Linked DNA regions of Homo sapiens: region 2 is linked to region 1. The links are chromatin loops, found by intact Hi-C in ENCODE. Cell type or tissue: PC-9. All regions are shown on one strand. Each heading gives the region's core, and the rest is flanking DNA. Links, peaks and the distances in the headings are about the cores only. Region 1 has its middle 18 kb from the start of HLA-F. Region 2 overlaps TRIM15 (tripartite motif containing 15).

Evidence for each region. Hi-C counts contacts between places; a loop is a spot of excess contacts. Peaks named below come from ENCODE experiments on the same cell type or tissue, not always from the same donor. Only the 100,000 strongest peaks of a DNase experiment are listed, where the experiment ranks them.
Region 2: a loop joins it to region 1, with 10 times the contacts of the local background. A loop is called at or near these places in 2 of 110 quality-filtered maps.

The regions. Positions count from the first base shown.
Region 1 is chr6:29,700,813-29,710,180 of GRCh38, reverse strand. It overlaps the pseudogene ZDHHC20P1. Among named protein-coding and RNA genes, the nearest start is that of HLA-F, 18 kb to the left of the region's middle. RefSeq lists a silencer at 6,843-6,957. In PC-9, for the core only: CTCF peaks have their summits at 4,152, 4,352 (motif pointing left) and 7,529 (motif pointing left); no DNase peak of the experiment used is centred there; H3K27me3 peaks cover 1,061 bases.
Region 2 is chr6:30,165,643-30,175,010 of GRCh38, reverse strand. TRIM15 (tripartite motif containing 15) reads right to left here. Exons shown (of 7, transcript NM_033229.3): 2 at 7,740-7,835; 3 at 6,481-6,711; 4 at 5,748-5,770; 5 at 4,395-4,510; 6 at 4,003-4,035; 7 at 2,318-3,179. The coding sequence ends at 2,662. Among named protein-coding and RNA genes, the nearest start is that of TRIM15, 6.8 kb to the right of the region's middle. RefSeq lists an enhancer at 2,716-3,265. In PC-9, for the core only: CTCF peaks have their summits at 4,561 and 4,770 (motif pointing right); a DNase peak (open chromatin) is centred at 4,810; H3K27me3 peaks cover 2,406 bases.

The DNA of each region.
Region 1 (9,368 bases), core at 940-8,939:
TTACCATTACTAACAACTTAGCCATAAAAGTTTATTAGCTATTTTCAAAAAGCATAAAATTATGTAATATAATTTTTTTTTAATTTCCATCAATACAAAACTAATCTGGGCACTGCAACTTCTGGTGGGCAACTGGGATAGGCGGCATCATCAGGAAGGCGAGCCCTGCCGTGCCCCATGTGCCAGTGCCCCAGATGGCGGCAGCCTCCCCAGAAGCACCTTGTATCTCCCCTGCACAGGGCCAGGGTCCCAGCTTCCCATACACCTTCTCCTGCTTTTTCTTTTCTGTCCTTTCCTTTTTCAATAAACCACCTGCAAAAAGGAAAAACCATTCTGAGGACAAGAAACATGTCAATGGGAAATACACAGTTGCCAGAGGGTAAAAGGCCCTGTTCATTCTCATTGAAAAGCTCAGGTATTTCTGTTAAAGTCTCTCCTTTTACTTTAGGATGCTGACTCCTGCGTCCATCTCAACCTGGGCATCGTGCCACCACCTTCAAGAAGAGAAAAACTAAGTAGTGCTTTGCAAAGGGGCAGCAGCATTTCTCATTTCTGACCATGTCAGGCACACGGCCATGCAGATGAGCAGGTGGGGGACACAGGTGAGTCTCCAGACCTGCTCTCCTCCCACAGTACATTCTTGAGTCTTTTTAAACAGTTGTGAAAATGCCACAGATGCAAGCACCTGTGGGCCACTCCCATGGGGACCGTTGCACAAGGCAGTGCCACTCATTCTCAGAACCTCCTACCATGGGCTATGCTTAGTGACCCGAGGCCAAGCCAAGGAAGACGCCAGCCACAGGGTGCCATCCTCAGGGGCATGCTGCCAGCAGGGGCAAAGTTATCCCTAGCAACAAGATACAGAAAGAAAGAAAAAAGGAAGGAAATGTAGCCAATGGGCCGGTTCAGGTTCTTGACTTTGCCACACAAAAGAATTTGAGAGCAAGTCCAAAGTAAAAGTCAGCAAGAGAATTTATTGCAAAGTGAAAGTACACTCTGACAGCTGATCAGAGCAGCTGCTCAAAAGAGAGACAGTACCCTCCCCTCACGGGAGTCTTACATGATTATTCATGAATAGGTGGGAAGGGGTATTGTTTTAAGCATGTTCTGTGGTCTCTTGAACGTGCATGCACTGTGGTTGTACATATCAGCACACACATCTTACGTCTCATTAGCATCTTAACTTCCCTCTCAGAGTTGTGTTTGCTACTATTGTAATGAGCATAGGTCAGCCCAAGGACGCTATTCATGGGTTTCTGGGCTTCCTCAGATGTGGGGATGCCTCCCTTGGCTCTTCTACCTCTTTGCTGCAGGATGTTCTAACCACAAGCCCAGGATATGGTTTGCGCACTGTCGAACAGCTTGTTCTCTCCATCAACCTGACAAGTCTCTTGTTTCCTTTCAAGTGAGGCTGTGAACACCCTATCTCACTGACCTCAGAAGGACAGTACAGCAGTAGCCACCATGACCAAAAAGATGATTCCAGAAGTGCAGGACAACTCCCTACCCAGAGGCTGTGGCTGTGCAGTAACACACCAAGAGGGGAGTCCAGCTGGCTCTCAGGGTGCTCACTACCCTCATCTGGGGGCCTGGAGGACGTCAATTCCTGAGAACGCCACGTTCTAGTGAGTAGAATGAACTAAGAGATACACAGCAAAGCTCCACATACTTTTCCTTTTCTTTGTGCCCGCAGTGTTCTTCATCAGTGTGCTCTCGCTTTTCAGCTACTACTGTTGGCTGGCTGGAAAAAATAGAACAATAGTAAAAATTAGAGACCAGTCTTTGGTGATGAAGAGAAATATTGGCTACTTCCAGTATTTTCTAGCTTTGGTTATGGTTGCAGTTTTCCAGCTCACCTTGTGGGGATGAATTCAGAAAAAAGTTACAAATTGAAATGAACATGCCAGAAGTATTGGCTCAAATCAACGTTGTCCTATTAAGCCACTTAGTGAATCAAAAGACCGCTTGTTGGACTGTTAATCTCGGTGGCCAGAGAAAGGAGCTGAAGAAGGTGTTGCCAGATCAGGAACAAATAATTACAGCGGCAATAGAAAATGGAAGACCACTTGTTCATAACCATTTGAATAAGGGCAAGGTGTATGGAAACACATTATGAACTGATATTTTCAGTTTTGTTTGCAAGAAAATGATTAATAAGGTGAAATAATTGAAGTATCACGGAAGATACATTAAAAAAAAAAAAAAGCCTTTGTACAGTTTGCTGGAGCCACAGATGTCCTACTCCAGAGCAGAACAATGCCTGAATCTTCAGGGTCCATTTGTGCCGCATTCACTAGCAACCACAAATGTGACTTAATTTTACTTTGGAAATAATGCTTACCTATTGTGAGATGCTGTAATATGAACCATCATTACATGTTAACATGGCACATGGAATTTTGAGTGTCTAAGTTACATTTTTAGAGTTGTTTCTTAGTAGCCATGTGAGTTTCCACTCCAAAAACACAAGCTAAAAACTTGTTTTGAGTGAAGGACATCTAGGGCAAATGGTGGCTGAAAGTGAATGAGATCCCAATTACTCTTTCTTGTACTGTATAAGGAAAAGAAAATAAGTGCTTTTCTTGTTGGGTGTTTGCTAATTTATAATTACCGTTTTATGCTTTTCAACATTTTTAATAAAGTTTTTTATTGTTGGCTATAAACGTTTTAAAAGGATTCTCTTCCTCTAGAATCACTCTAAGTACCAAAATCTGTATTATTCTGGATTCAACAGAGAAACAGAACCAATAAGGGGTGTGTGTGTGTGTGTGTGTGTGTGTGTGTGTGTGTATGTGTGTGTTTTATTCGTGTTATGAAACTGACTCATGCAATTATTACGGTGGCAAGTGTGAAATCTGTAGGATACGCCAGCAGGCTGAAAATGCAGACAGAAGTTGATATGGTAGTCTTAAGACAGAATTTCTTCTTTTCTGGGAAACTGTAGTTTCTGCTCTTAAAGCCTTCTACTGATTGGATGAGGTCCATCTACATTATTGAGGGTAATTTCCTTTTCATAAAGTCAACTGATTGTAAATGTTAACCACATGTACTAAATATCTTCACAGCAACATCTAGATTAGGTTTTGATTAAATGACTGGGTACTATGTCCTAGCCAAGTTTATTGGCATTGACTCTGGGTCAAGGCACCGTGTCTCCCTCCCATCGAGTTTTCCATCATCTACACGAGACCTAGATGACTACTTTGATATCTACTGCAGGCCACAGCCTTGTCAAAGCCAGCCCCAGCTGAAATGCACTCACCTGCATTCCCACACAATTTTACATACAATTCGGGGGAGGTTATGGGATCTATGAAGACCAAGGGTCTGTGGTCCTGTGACACTTTCTCTCAGAGGGTGAAGAAGGAGTTCCTTGGGGCAGCAACTCCCCAGGGGTCTCCTGCCTGCCTCTCCTCCCCTCTCAGCCCCAATCCTCTTTCCTGCTGTTGATCATCATGCAGTTTTTAAATCCCTACTCCCTGCCCCACCAAGGTTGGGCTCTAGGACCTGCCTATTGGGAACCTGCGGTTGGGAGAAAGTATGAAGTGACCCACCTGAATTTAGAGGAGGGAAGTGAGGAATTTGGAGACATCTAAAAACATTTTGTCCCTGTGGTTTGACTTCAAATTATTATCTATTTTTATTGGAGATTTGTTTGAAATTATAACCGGTATCTCATGATTATTCAGCATATGCCATGCCCCCTGGTAACCCTGGTTCTTATTTTTTTAAACTTGTACAAATATTTTAAGCAAACACAGAAGTAGACAGAAGAGTAAAGTGACCTTCACTGTACCCTTCACTCAGTAACACCCACTCTTGATTTATCTACATCCTCAACCATAGCCCAACACCAGGTTATTTTCAACTAAATCCTAGACAATATATTATTTCACATGTTAGCAATTTTCTTTTGAAGGTGCCAATGTTCAGCTTCTTTAAAAAGAGAAACAGAGACGGGCAGGAGAAGGATTGAACTGACAAAATATATTTTCAAATGCAATTAAGGCAGAGGACAATGCAGGAACCCTTGAGTCCCGTTTTAACTGAATGCTCAGCACCTCTTAGATTCTCAATAAAAGAAAGCAGCAGCCCAGAGCCAAGGAGCCCAGGGAGGCACATCATGGTTTGATTTTGTGACTGTTTTCAGGGCAGTATCTGTCATCTCTGAATGGTTACACTGGACATTTCTATTCCCACCCTTGCAATGGGACTCCCCAGCTCAGAGAAAGGGAAATTATCACCCATTCTCATTTATACCTTTAATGCCTTCATCCATTCCCTTGGTCCTGACTTTCCGGTTGGAGGAGGGGGAGGAAAAGCAGAGGCACGAAATTGAAATGTCTTCTCTGCCATCTGCTGGGGATATGCTTGAATAACAGGAAAGGCCTACATAAAAGATATGCAGCGAGGAATAGAGGTTCCTTTTCCTGTTTCCTTCAGGAAATTTCCCCTAGGGCAGACAGAGCAAGAGCGATGGACAGAGGAATGGGAGCAGGACCCAGGGGGAGGTCTGGTCATATGTGTGCCTTTCTGCCTCCCCGTCTGTCATTGTCCTTCCTCACCAGGCCTGCAGACCACCTGCGATGACCTGGCCTCTTGCCATCCCTAGCTGGGCCAAAATTCCATCACAGGGACACACAGGATGGCAGAAGCGCAAGGCCTCATACCCGCTGGGGCAGCCTCCTGGAGATGGCCTCAGAAGGGCTTCTGGGAGCTTCTTTAAAACCTGCACTACAGGCACCAATTTCCCCAGTTATCCCATCCTTAAGTGAAAAATCAACCACAGAGATGATTTATTGTAATAGCCTTATTTCAGTACAAGCAGACGAAAAGTGTTTCTCTTCACTGGCCCGTTAGTTACAATGGGGAGGGGTCACTGAGTGAGCAGCGGGTGGTGGCAGTGACGACCACACCCTCTCACTGCGGCCCAACACTTTTGAGACAAGTTCCCACCTCTCCATTAGACGTGTCTTCTCCACATGCAGAAAATGTGGTCTCGTAGCTTCCCTTCTCAGTGCTGGATTGCTGGCATTTCTTTTCTTTATCAGAGACATGAATATCTTTTTTCTTTATGGATTTCTAAGACTTCAGGGTTTTTCAGGGAGAAGTTGCTTAAGGAGGCTCCTGCGTGGACCGAGTCCTTCCTGAGGGTTTGCTGGATGCCCCCGGACACTGTGCAGCTGTGTCCTCCGGGGTCCCTAAAGCTGGCACGTTCTGCTGTGTACCCAGAGGTGGGGACAGATGCTGCCAGCTCCACCTTACAGCTGCTACATGAAATTTGAGGTCAGAGAATTCTCTTGTCTTTAAGGGCACCCACATTTGCCTTCTTCGATGTTTCAGGAAATCATAACTGAATTTAGAAAGGTTCCCTTTTCAGTTTACTCTCTGGAAGGAAATATACTGAAAATTCAGTTTATTTTCAGGTATTGAATAGAATTGAAAAGTCAAACTGTCAGTTTGCTTGCAGTGCACACAGAGAAATTGAGTGTTCCAAGCCATTGGGACATTTCTAGAAATCCATCCTTTTCCAGTAGGACATGAGTAAAGTCAGTGAGGAGCGAACCTGCAGTCCACGGGCACCTCCAGGATTGTGGGAGGAGACGCACATGTCTTTCTGATGTGTGGAGTCCTGAGGACAGAGGCTGAGACCCTGCATTTCCCAAAGTACTTGTTTTCTAAGCAAGTGTTTCTGCTACTTGAAATAAACTTGGGGGTGTGGAAGCCACCTTGCAACCAACCAAACACAGGTGAGAAAATGAATATGAAGTGTTCTGGGAGAAAGCAGAAAACCCCATTGCCATCATGTTTCCTTATTTTTACAATTCTCTTAAACAACGTGCCTAAGGTTATAACCCCTCCCGTTTGTAACAACTTCTAAATTGAAAGGGCATTAGTAAGTGTGGATACAGAATAAATGCTGAAAATCAGTGCTTTATTCAAAGTAGCGATAGAGTCTCCCAGGTGTCAATAGAGAGGTGGGCCAGGGACTTTTCCCAGTGACCAGAAACAAGAGCCTCAGGGAGATGAGGATGTCTCACAGCCAGGGACGGGACAGTGAAGGGCATCCCAGGACGGGAGTGCATCCCAGGGGTCTGTTCCTGTTTAGACTCCAATGCTCAGCACCCAGTGCGGCACGTGGCAAGACCTCAGCAAATATGTCAGTTGGCTGGATGAAGGAGGGCAGGTGTGAGCCAAAAAAAGATTTTTGCTGGGGCATAAATGTAAAAGTGTTGATGAACCTACCTTGCAAGGAGATAGAAAGGTGGATGGGTGGATGGGTGGATGGGTAGATGGATGGATGGATGGATGGATAGATGGATGGATGGATGGATGGATATTCATTTTCTCTATGTGTGTGTGTACGTGTGTATCTATCTCTGTCTGTCTCTCTGCTCTTTCTCTCCATTTGCCATTGTTCCTTCACAATCATGATTTCACTAACTTTTTTTTTTTTTCTTTGAGACAGAGTCTCACTCTGTCGCCCAGGCTGGAGTGCAATGTCACAATCTCTGCTCACTGTAGCCTCCACCTCCCGGGTTCAAGCGATTATCCTGCCTCAGCCTCCTGAGTAGCTGGGATTATAGGCACATGCCACCACGCCCGGCTAAATTTTGTATTTTTATTTTGATTTTTTTTGTAGAGATGGGGTTTCACCATGTTGGCCAGGCTGGTCTCAAACTCCTGACCTTGTGATTCGCCCACCTCAGCCTTCCAAAGTGCATCAGTAACATCTTTTACCTGGTCTTACAGGACCTTGCCTGTCTATTCTATTCGTGGTCACAAGACAGAAAAAGAAAAGGAGTGTGTGGAAAACAAGATAAGGAAACATGCTTCTGATCTGGGGCAGTGGGGAGACAGGGGCTGCGCCTCACTGCAGAGTCCATCCTGCTGAACACAGAGGGGCAAAAGCGCCCAGACAGCCATACCTGTGCTGATCAGAAGGGAGGGCTGCGCCTCGCGATCCTTCTACCTGTGTCTTTCAGGCTTTGCTGTCTAGGTCCAAGTTACTGCTATGAAAAGAGATTTGAGAATTCCCAGAGGGGCCTTTCAGCCTCTTTCCATGGCTCTTCCTGCCCTTTCGAAAGCACAGCCAGAGACATCAGAAATGAAATTGTACATAATTCTTTTGGACTTTGATGCAATCTTTGGAAAGAATTTTTGTAAATGCCAAGCTACATTTTGGCAACCCCATCAAGAGTCAGGTGTGCCCAGGGCAGTCAACCCAGGCCCTGGACTCTCATTCTAGTTGGATTCTATGACAGCTATTTTGCCATAAGAATTCTAGAGCCAGATCTTGCTACACCACAATTGCCTCACGTTGCAAGACAAACAAATCTAACCTGAGTCCTGTGGATTCCAGAGGTGCTCAGGAGGAACCTCCGTCTCAGCGTGGTTGACCTCAGGTTCAGCCCCGTCTGCCCATTCAGCCCGCAGCCCCGTCCCGGAGAGCACTCAGAATCCGAGAGCAGCGCAGCGGCGCCCCCGTGTGGCCACAGGGCCGAGGACAGAGACCCCGCTCCCCTTTCTCCCTAGCCAGGACCTCCCAGGCTCTCCTGTTCCCAGCACCTGGACAGGGCTCTGCATACAAGGGGGTTCCCGATCTCAAGTCAGGCTCTGAGTCCATCCAGCTTCCCAAAATCCATGTTGACACTGACGTTTCCTCCCACCACTGAGTGACTCTGGATTTTGGCTTTAGGGAAGAGATACCTCCAGGCCAAAACAGTGGGATCATATCTGGGGCTCATCCACCCCCAAACCATTGCTACCACATGACCTAGTCCCTCAGCCTCCAAAATGGGGCCTTGCCCTCCTGTCCCCTCCCTTGTTCCTGCTGCTGCTCCTGCAGGTGGAGGCTGCTCATCCCAGGAATCAGCCTGTGAGCTCCAAGCCTGGAGTCCGGGCCTGGGGCCTTGGTCCAGAGAGCAGAAGGGAGATGAAATGGATCATAAGAGAAGGGGGAGAGTGGAAGGAACCAGGGGGGAGAGAAAAACGAGAAGGGCCCTGTTAGAAGTTGTGTGTGCATGTGTGTGTGTGTGTGTAGATCAGGAGGGGGTTTCTAGGGACCTGGGGAAAGGAGAGCTAAGGGCAGGTGCTAAGGGGCCCAGCCCTGTTAATTCCAAGGTCCGGAATTAATTCCAGGATACTGCACTTCCTACAGTACCACTTTATGGCCATATCCAAGTCCAGCCCTGAGCAGCCTATGGTCACAGAAAATCGTGAGAATAATCAGAGAAAAATGACACGTTACATACATGAGAACAATTATGAGAATGACCAGTCCATGTGTTCATAATTTGTCATCAGAAACTATGGTGGTCAGAAGACAATGAAATGGCATTTTTTTGAGTGCTGTAAGAAAACAACCTAACTCAGAATTGCACATCCAGTAAAAATATTTTCAGGGAAGAAAAATGAAAAGGTGTCTCCAGATAAAATAAAACTAGGATAATTTGTTGCAAACATAACTCTACTGCAAGAAAAATACTGAAGGAGTTTCCCAGGTTGAAAGAAGTCATACCAGATGGTAACTTGAGTCTTCAGATAGGAGTGACCAACACTGGAAATGCCAAATATATGGTGGGAAGTTAAAGATGCTCTATTTTTTCTTAGTTTTTTTTTTATTAATTTTTTTTTGAGATGGAGTTTCGTTCTTGTTGCCCAGGCTGGAGTGCAATGGCACAATCTCCGCTCACTGCAACCTCTGCCTCCTGGGTTCAAGCGATTATCCTGCCTCAGCCTCCCGAGTAGCTGGGATTACAGGCATGCACCACCACGCCCAGCTAATTTTGTATTTTTAGTAGAGACGTGGTTTCTCCACGTTGGTTAGGCTGGTCTCGAACTCCCGACCTGAGGTGATCCACACGTCTTGGCCTCCCAAAGTGCTGGGATTACAGGCGTGAGCCACCGCGCCCAGCTTTTTCTTAGTTTTTTAAAAATACAAATGAACAACACTATCAACCGTCTTGATCTGACATTTACAGTCACTGTGTTCAACAGCTCCAGAATATATATTTTGTAAAGTGAATATGGTACATTCACTAACACAGGTCATATGTTGAGACATAAAACAAGTAACAACATATTTCAAAGGACTGAAATCATACAGAATATGTACTCTGACCAAAATAGATTTTATTGGAAATCAATAATAAGTTGTCTAGGGGCAAAAAAGTATTGAAAATTTTAAATCTTCCTTCTAAATAACCTACGGATCAAAGAAGAAAACATAAGGGAAGTTAGATAATATTTTCAACTGAATGATGATGAAAACATACCTTTCAAAATTATTAGATACTATTTCCAGTCTTTCTGCAAAGGACAGTGATCAAGAGAGTGTGGTATTGGCAAAAGGACAGACACATAGA
Region 2 (9,368 bases), core at 523-8,522, 470 kb before region 1:
CAAAGCCTCCAAATGTGCATATCCACACTTTTAAATTATCTGGACCACTCTAAAATTAGAAGTACCAGAGACTTGGAAATACAGTGTGCTTATGGTTCATCGGTTCTTTTTTTCTTTTTTCTGTTTCATATGAAACCAAAAATGCCCTGTCTAAAACATGAATTCAATGGGTAGCAAATGAAACATAGCCCCATTGGGATGTGTCTGTTTTAGAAGTCTGAGTGTGGTGGAAATGTGACTGCACTGAGCTCCAGGACAGGTAGATTCTACTTCAGCAGGTCACAAGGACCAGCTGTGAAAATTGTTAGACAAGTTCATTTAACTGTGTGCCAGTTTTCTCAACCACCACATGAGAAAAACAAAATAGGTCTTATGTATTTCACAGGCTTGTTGTAAGGTTCAAATGAAGATATAATTAAAACAAATTTGACCAATGGTACAATTAGCATGTGTTGCACATAGTTTTTCTTTTGGAGGGGTTGCAAAGAATACTTATGGCATAATCTAATTTATGTAAAAAAAAGAGAAAGCAATATATATTTGTATTCAAAACTTGCAGGATATACAAAAAATTGATATCAATGTTTAACTATGGGGAGTGGCAAGGGGAAGTGTTGAGTGGGTGGGGAAAGAGGTTTTTATTTATACACTTTGAAAATGTTTGAATTTTCTTAACCATGAGCATATACAACTTTTATAATAAGCATTGGGCAATACTACTACTACTACCACTACTACTACTACTAGGTTGGACTACCAAGCCACTTGGGTCAGATAAGGATGGCTCTGCTCACCACACTGGGGGGCAGAAGAAACCCCACATTGTCTGGCTTCTTTTATATCAAGAACCTCTATTTCCCCAACAGTCAAGTTAGGGTTAATTATTCACATCACATTGATTCATGTTACAATTTTTAAATAAAATTCACATATGGTCCAAACTCTTTGAGTGCTTTTAAAACATCTGACCCATGCTTTAGGAGCAGGGCTTACGCAATAATGAAGATGTTCTTTGTTTTATTTGTTTGTTTGTTTCTTGGAGACAGAGTCTCACTCTGTCACCCAGGCTGGAGTGCAGTGGTACAATCTCAGCTCACTGCAACCTCTGCCTCCTGGGTTCAAGTGATTCCCCTGCTTCAGCCTCCCAAGTAGCTGGTCTGCCACCACACCCAGCTAATTTTTGTATATTTAGTGGAGATGGGGTTTCACCATGTTGGCCAGGCTCAAACTCCTGACCTCAGGTGACCCACCTGCCTCGGCCTACCACCGTGAGCCACCGCGCCTAGCCTGTTTTTTGTTTTTTGTTTTTTTGAGATGGAGTCTCACTCCGTCACTCGGGCTGGAATGCAGTGGCTTGATCTTAGCTCACTGCAACCTCCGCCTCCCTGGTTTAAGTGATTCTCCTGCCTCAGCCTCCTGAGCAGCTGGGATTACAGGCGCCTGCCATCTCGCCCAGCTAATTTTTATATTTTTAATAGAGACAGGGTTTCACCATGCTGTCCAGGCTGGTCTTAAACTCCTGACCTTAAGTGATCTACCTGCCTCAGCCTCCCAAAGTGTTGGGATTACTGGCGCAAGCCACCGTGCCGACCCTAAAGTGTTCTTGTACACAGGGTATTGTCTTACACTACAGGGAACCTGGATTGGAGTTGAAGGCAGATTTTTTTCAGAGGTTGGGGTGGAAGGGTGAGAATGTGAGTGTTCAACTTGAGAGGAGAAAGGGTAGGGGTGGAAGGAAACATCACTTGTATAGGGATTAATACTTTGCTTTTTAAAGTTATTTTAACCTGTGGTCTGTTTCTGTGTCCAAATAATAACTGCAGTAATAACAAATATTTGAGAGGTTAGTTAGACCTGAGCAAAAGCCTCGTTTTCTTAAACAATGGGGCCTGGTGATTGTCCCACTGTCTGTCATCAGGGATATCCTGACTAAAAGAAGGGACAGGATTGTGTCTTGGTCACAGAGGGATCATCACCCTTCCTCTCTGCATCTACTCCCTCGAGCCATCTCGGCCCTAAATTGCCAACACAGGCAGATCCCATTGGATTTAAGCCTTTCTCCAGTCCCATCAGCGCTAATTGGACACATGGAATCCAGAGGTCTGTGAGTCACACTTTCTTAGGACATTCTCTACAAGTCCAGAGAAATGACCAGAAGGGAAGGGAAAGGAAGGGGCCCTGGGGTCCACCCAGGGCTGATAAAAAGGCCCTAAGCCCTACAAAGGTGGAGGCATCTTCAGGTGTGTGTCAAAGTACGAAGTTAACTGTACAAATTAGTGCAAGTCCAGCAAAACCCTGATTTTTCCCAAGATAATTATTTTGAAACAGTTTAAACATTTTATTTTAGATGTCTTTTTCTTTTTTTTCCCCGAAAGCCCGCTGGCTCCTAGGTTGGCTGTTGCCCTAGGCACAGCCGAAGCCGTCTGTGGTTCTGCACTCTGAGGTACAGAGAAGGCCAGAGCGTCACAGGGAGGCTCAGGACGTCAGGGAGCTGAGGGCCTAAGATAAATAAAGTAAAAACAACCGCTGTTCGAGACTCAAGTCCCCTGTTCTCTCGCCTCACGCGGGCACAGGGAGCCCCCGGGCCGCACACTGGCCAGGGGCGGAGCTGGATCCCGGAGAGCCGCCGTCTCCGCTTCGCCGCCCTTCGCGCGCCCCACTTCAGCCTTTCAGCGTAAGGCAGGAACCTTTTTTCCAGACGGCAAAGAAAGGGAAGACTTTGCCGGAGAAAGAGGCAGTGAAGGTGAAGATGGGCTCCTGGGTCTGGGCGTTGTGGAGGGTCACCTGCCCCGCCTCGTAGTCCAGGGCGACTCTCACGCCGCGCGGGATCTCGCTCAGCGGCAGGTCGGTGCCCGGGGAGGTGCTGGCCCAGCACTGCTGGTGCGAGATGATCACGGCCCAGACGCCGTCCTCGGCGCTGAGTCCCATCTCTCCCTTCCTCCTCACCCCCTCCCCGGCCACCCCCACCGTGCAGCCGCCGCCGTCGCCCAGCTGCAGGTCAACCTGCCAGCGGTGGCGCCCGGAGGAGAAGCCCGGGAAGCCCAGAACCGCCGGGAGGCCGTCGAAGCGCAGGGGGCTGTCTGGCAGGCTCTTCTTCTGCCGGGTGTACCTCACTGACTTCCTGTCTTCCGAGAGAACCAGGCTCCGGCTGGCGGTCTGAGGGTCCAGAGTGATGACCCCTAGAGGGAGGAGCGCGCAGACATCAACAGCGGGCGGCAACCACAGATGTTCCTAGAGCAGGCAACGCACGTGGGAGGCAGAAGGAGTACTGGACTTGGGCAGCCTGCCATTGGGCCACTTCTCTGAACCGCCCTTCTACCTAATCAGCAAGTGGTGCTGTTAAGGATTTGCTTCTCAAAGTGCAGCGGGAGGGACCAGCAGCATCCCCACCACCTGGGTGTTTGTTAGAAATGCAGAATATTGGGCCCCATCCCACCCTACTAAATCAGAATCTGCATTTTAACAGGATCCCTAGGAGACGTTTCTGCATATTAAGTTTGAAAAGCACTTACCTATACCAGAGTGAGTGAGGTGATGCTTATGGAAACAACTTCTAAATTAAGCACCAATTTAAAAATAAATGTGATTTTTAAAAAATTGCACATTTTTTGTTCAAATCAGTAGAGAGCCCAGCACAATGCTCTCAAAAAACTAGGGCTTGATAAGTATTTTTCAACGAGTAATATCTACACAAGTAGATGACATTAATTGAGCACTTACTATGAGTCAGGTAATATACTAAGCTCTTTGCATGTATTAATTTATTTTGTCCTCACAGCTACTTATGGGACAGGTACAGTACTTTTATTTTCATTTTACTGATGAAGAAAATATTGTGGGACAGAGGCTTAATAACTTGCCCAGTGTCTCAGAGCTAGCAAGAACTGGAATCGAGAACTCAAGCAATCAAGCTCCAGAATTCATGCATTTTATTGCTCTGTTTGCTGCCATGGATTGAATGGATGAATGGAAGAATGACTCCCCAAATCCCAAGCTGTTTACCTGAATCTATTTCCAGATGATGCGCCAAGTTTTCTGAGGGAAGCAGAAATAGAAAGAGAGATCTGTGACTTATTACTTCTTATAGGCACCCCCAGGGGCAAGGTGACTTGAGTACAATGTGAAGATGAGGACAGAAGACTCGGCTTCTGCTGTGGTCTAGTGGAGGAGAAGGGTCCTCACCCTCCTGGACTCTCAGTCCTGCACCTGTCCTTAGGGAGTGGAGGAGATGCTCTGGGAATAGTGCCCCTGAATAAATTGAGATCACTAAGGGAAGGCTCTGGGGAGGGAAGATGTCTCGAGCCAGGTTTCAAGGGCAGAGAAGGATGGAGATGGGTGGAAGACAGGAGGGCAGCTAATGGGACTGGGGAAAACTGTGGCGCCTTCCCCTTTACCTGAGAACATCCTCATCATCTCTGGGAGGGTGAGTATTTTCCTGTGGAAATCACGGATCTTCTTGACAAGGTCAGGAGAAATGGCCTCAGGACTCACAAAAGTCTTCATCTCACACCTGCAGACAGGTTTGGTAACCAGTTAGGTCCAAATTCCAAAAACAAATGTTCGGGTGAGACCACGTGAGGCTAAAATCAGACTAAAGAATGATCTTGGCGTCTGTGGTGAATAATGAAATTGAGTATCATTTCTTTACTTTTGCTGGAAATGTGTAGTTACTAAAATAGTAGGCATTTCAGTTAAACCTAAGAGGAACTAAGGATAATCACTTCTCAAGAATTGGAGGTAAGCCCCTTTAGGAGAATGTTTGGTTCTGTAGGGGCTGAGGGACAGAGATCATTACCCCTTTTGGTCTCTAGAGGGCAACAGGGTACCATTTGAAAACAGCCTTAAACTACCCTTGTGTATGCTGCTATTTGTAAAGGAAAAGAGGCTAGAAGGGAAGAAAAAAAAAGGATCAACGAAAATATATATTGCAATGAAAAAAACTCCTGATTCTGGTCCCAGCTCAGTCCTCATTAGACACTTGCTGCATTACCTTGAAGACTCTTCACCCCCTGGGTCTCAGTTTCTTCCTCAGACTGGAAGACCTCCAAGCCCTTCTAGATCTAAACCTCTAATGCTCTTTGAAAAGCATGTTTGGAGACACTTCCTGATTCATGGACCCTGGGTTTATCCTCCCTGCACGGGAATAGGCACAAAGCACGTGACAATTGTTCCCTAGTCACTACACCTCTCTTCATCTCAGTGCAGACTGCTAATGCTTATAGCAGACAGGGAAGGAAAGGGCCATGCATTTACAATGCCACTGGCTCCTGGTGGCTGTCCTTTTACAGTAGCATTAGAAAATTCTGAAGGAAACCAGAGATGTGTGTAAAAAATGAATGAATGAAAGAACAGGCTGGTATTCCTGGTTTCCATGCTTATCATAGTCTACAGAAAGTATTCCCCCTTTAAATTACATTTTAAATGGTGTTAGATACTGACTCAAGTACTAATAATTTCATAGATTAAATAAATGTTCCTGGATCAACCTAAAAACATGATTATTATTTATAACTTCACTTCTAGGGGAAAAAATGTGTCCCCAATACCAACCAATCAATTTAAAAATGAACCTTTAGAACGCAAATCTTTAGTGAGTTTGGACTGTTTGTGCACAGTTGAATGAGACAGTGTGTCTGCCAGAGTGCCTTTGCTTTCCTGGCAAAGTGGGTGGCAGTAAGTGCCCCTGCCCCTTCCCATTCAGTCTTGATGTTGAGTAAAAGGAGGCAGGACCGGGGAGTGGGCCCTACCTGCTCTGGTTGACTCTGACATCCTGCAAAAGAAAGACAAGAACATACATTTAGTTTCCATAAGTCCTTCCTGTCAGGGATTCTGTACATCACTTTTCCCTTAAAATATGAACTCAAAACTCTCCTTCTGCAGAGAGTTGTCCTGTTTAATTACCTACTCATTAGATTGTTCTTTTACATCATGTTTTCTTACTAATTTGGGTTTCTGTAGTCAGTTCATTTGTGCTGGTTTCCCTGTTTCAGCCTTATCGTGGGGGTGGGTTGTGTCTGCAATGATTAGGAGGTGGTAGAGAGCAGGGGCCTGCCTTCAGTTATCAGCTGGACCTGATGTGAGCCAGGATCACATATTCATAACCATAGCAGACACCAGTTATTGAGTTCTTTCTGTATATCAGGAATCATGCCAAGCATTTTTTATGGATTGTTTCTTATAATTTTGCAATAACTTTATGAGGGAGGTGCTATTGCTGTCCCCATGTTTAGAGAGGCTAAGAGACTCACTCAAGTCACACAATTGGAAGAGCCAACATTCAAATCCAAGACTGTCTGACCCTAAACCCCTTAACATGACCACAGTGTATGACTTGGGCAAGTCTCCAGCCCCTCTGGATCTGCACCCCGTTAACCTCTCTCCACTTCCCTTTCCTGCCTCTCTCCAGCCCAAAGCATGGTGCCCACCCCCTTCCCCGTGGAGTCCCTCTCTTATCCTACAAAGTGGTGAAGTGTCTCTCACTTGTAGAAGCTCACTTGCTGGCTGCTGACACTTCTCCTCCAGCTCCTTGACCTGGGCTCCAAGCCGGGTGACTTCCTCAGAGACCTTTGTGATATATTCATCCCTCTCCTTCCAAATCTGCTGCTCCAGCTCCCTCAGCCTGGCCAGCAGGAGACATCGCTGCTGCTCCAGCTCCTGCTGCAGCCTCTCAAAAGCTGTTTCCACCTGATGCTTCTTGCTTTCGATCTGAGTCTTCAAGGGATAAAAGGCAGACATGGTTAGGAAGGGGCTCAGAGATAGCTTCCAGGATGATCATCTATATACTTATTATTGATTAACAGGGATAGGGAGCAACTGGTCCAAGACTCATTCCATTTACTAATATGCCTAGAAGTAGTTAGGTCTCAGGATGAACTTACCAATGATGAGGGCTGTGCTACTGTCTTAGCTAGATACTCTAATAATAATGCTACATTATGCTCTCAGAATGATGTTGAACTTTTCAAAAATATTTCCACAACTACAATACCATCATAACCCTACTATGCCTTCTTAGAGTTAGGTGGGGAAGACTGTAATAATTTCTTAGAGGCAAAAGGAAGTTGTGATTGGAGTCAACACAACTTAGTGGGAGAGTGTGTAATTTTGGTTTTAGCCGTGGAAATCACCAACTACAGGGCATACGTTGATGAGAGCTGAGGGATGGTGGATAGGTTGCTTTGTCCCCACACTCTCTCCTTGGTCAAGGTACCAGAAATCCTCACACTGTGATTCCTCCATAACTTTATAGCATGAAAAGAGAGGCGTGAGGGATCCAGATGTAGCCACACCATCAGCCTACTCTCCTCAAGGTCAGCCTGTAGTCAGGACTAGAATCCCGACACTAACATATGTTTTTGACCCCAAGCTTCCCATCTGAAGGTGGTGTGTTCAGGCAAACAGACTAGGATGGAAAGAACAATGAATTAAGGGTCAAGAAATCCAGGTTCCTCATGAACTTCAGCTTTGCTATGTGGCCTTGGGAGCATTGCTTTTCTGGTCCTAAGTTTTCTGCTCTGTAAAATGTGATATACAAGATGGATCTTGGATTGCAAGACATCAGAACCACTTCTAGTGCTCATGGTCTGAGATCCCAAATGCCTTTGTGCAGCCACAGGAAGGTGAACGAGAACAGTTTGTCAGTTCTTTTCAGCCAGGAAACAGATACCAGCCAACGGGTTTCCCCAGAGTCTCTTAAGAAAACCTTCAAAGGAAAAGGTAGCCAGTGACGTGGCCTGTACCAGCAGCACTTGAAGCTTCTGGTCTTCTTGACACTTTACATCCTCAATCTCATCTCTCTCCGTGCTCAGAGCTTCCAGTCGACTCCTGAGACGATCCTGTGGGGAGAAGAATGGGTGGATAGAGGTGACTGAATTAATAATTCAACTCACAATTATTAACTATCACATCCTGGGCACACTGTTGAGTGCTGAGGGGTTCAAAGGTGGAAAAGGCCCAGTCCTTGCCCTAAAGAGACCACCATCTCAGGAAGAAGTCAATGTCAAGTGATTAAAATACAGATAGATAAATGCAATAGTCCAGGGGTACACACAGTGAGATGGGAACACAGAGGTCAGCTCTGCCTGTAGGCCTAAGGGAAGGTTTGGAAAGCAGAAAACATTTACAATGTGCCTTGAAAGATAAATTTCCAGTTGAATAGAGAGGGAGAGAAAAGGACTTAGTGCCCACAGATGTGAAGGACCTCTTCAAGGAGAACTACAAACCACTGCTCAAGGAAATCAGAGAGAACACAGACAAATGGAAAAACATTCCATGCTCATGGATAGGAAGAATCAATATTGTGAAAATGGCCATACTGCCCAAAGTAATTTATAGATTCAGTGTTATCCCTATCAAGCTACCATTGACTTTCTTCACAGAATTAGAAAAAACTACTTTATATTTCATATGGAACCAATAAAGAGCCCACATAGCCAATACAATCTTAAGCAAAAAGAATGAAGCTGGAGGCATCATGCTACCTGACTTCAAACTATACTACAAGGCTGTAGTATATGATATCAAATATGTCTGGTATCAAAACAGACATATAGACAAATGGAACAGAAGAAGGGCCTCAGAAATAACACCACACATCTACAACCATCTGATCTTTGACAAACCTGACAAAAACAAGCAATGGGGAAAGGATTCCCTATTTAATAAATGGTGTTGGGAAAACTGGCTAGCCATATGCAGAAAACTGAAACTGGACCCCTTCCTTACACCTGAAATAAAAATTAACTCAAGATGGATTAAAGACTTAAACGTAAGACCTAAAACCATAAAAACCCTAGAAGAAAACCTAGGCAATACCATTCAGGACATAGGCATGGGCAAAGACTTCATGACTAGAACACCAAAAGCAATGGCAACAAAAGCCTAAATTGACAAATGGTATCTAATTAAATGAAAGAGCTTCTGCACAGCAAAAGAAACTATCATCAGAGTGAACAGGCAACCTACAGAATGGGAGAAACATTTTGCAATCTATCCATCTGACAAAGGGCTAATATCCAAAATCTACAAAGAACTTAAACAAATTTACAAGAAAAAAACAAACAGCCCCATCAAAAAGTAGGTGAAGGATATGAACAGACACTTCTCAAAAGAAGACATTTATGTGGCCAACAAACCTATGAAAAGAAGCTCATCATCACTGGTCATTAGAGAAATGCAAATCAAAACCACAATGAGATACCATCTCACACCAGTTAGAATGGTGATCATTAAAAAGTCAGGAAATAACAGATGCTGGAGATGATGTGGAGAAATAAGAATGCTTTTACAATGTTGGTGGGAGTGTAAATTAGTTCAACCGTTGTGGAAGACAGTGTGGCAACTCCTCAAGAATCTAGAATGAGAAATAC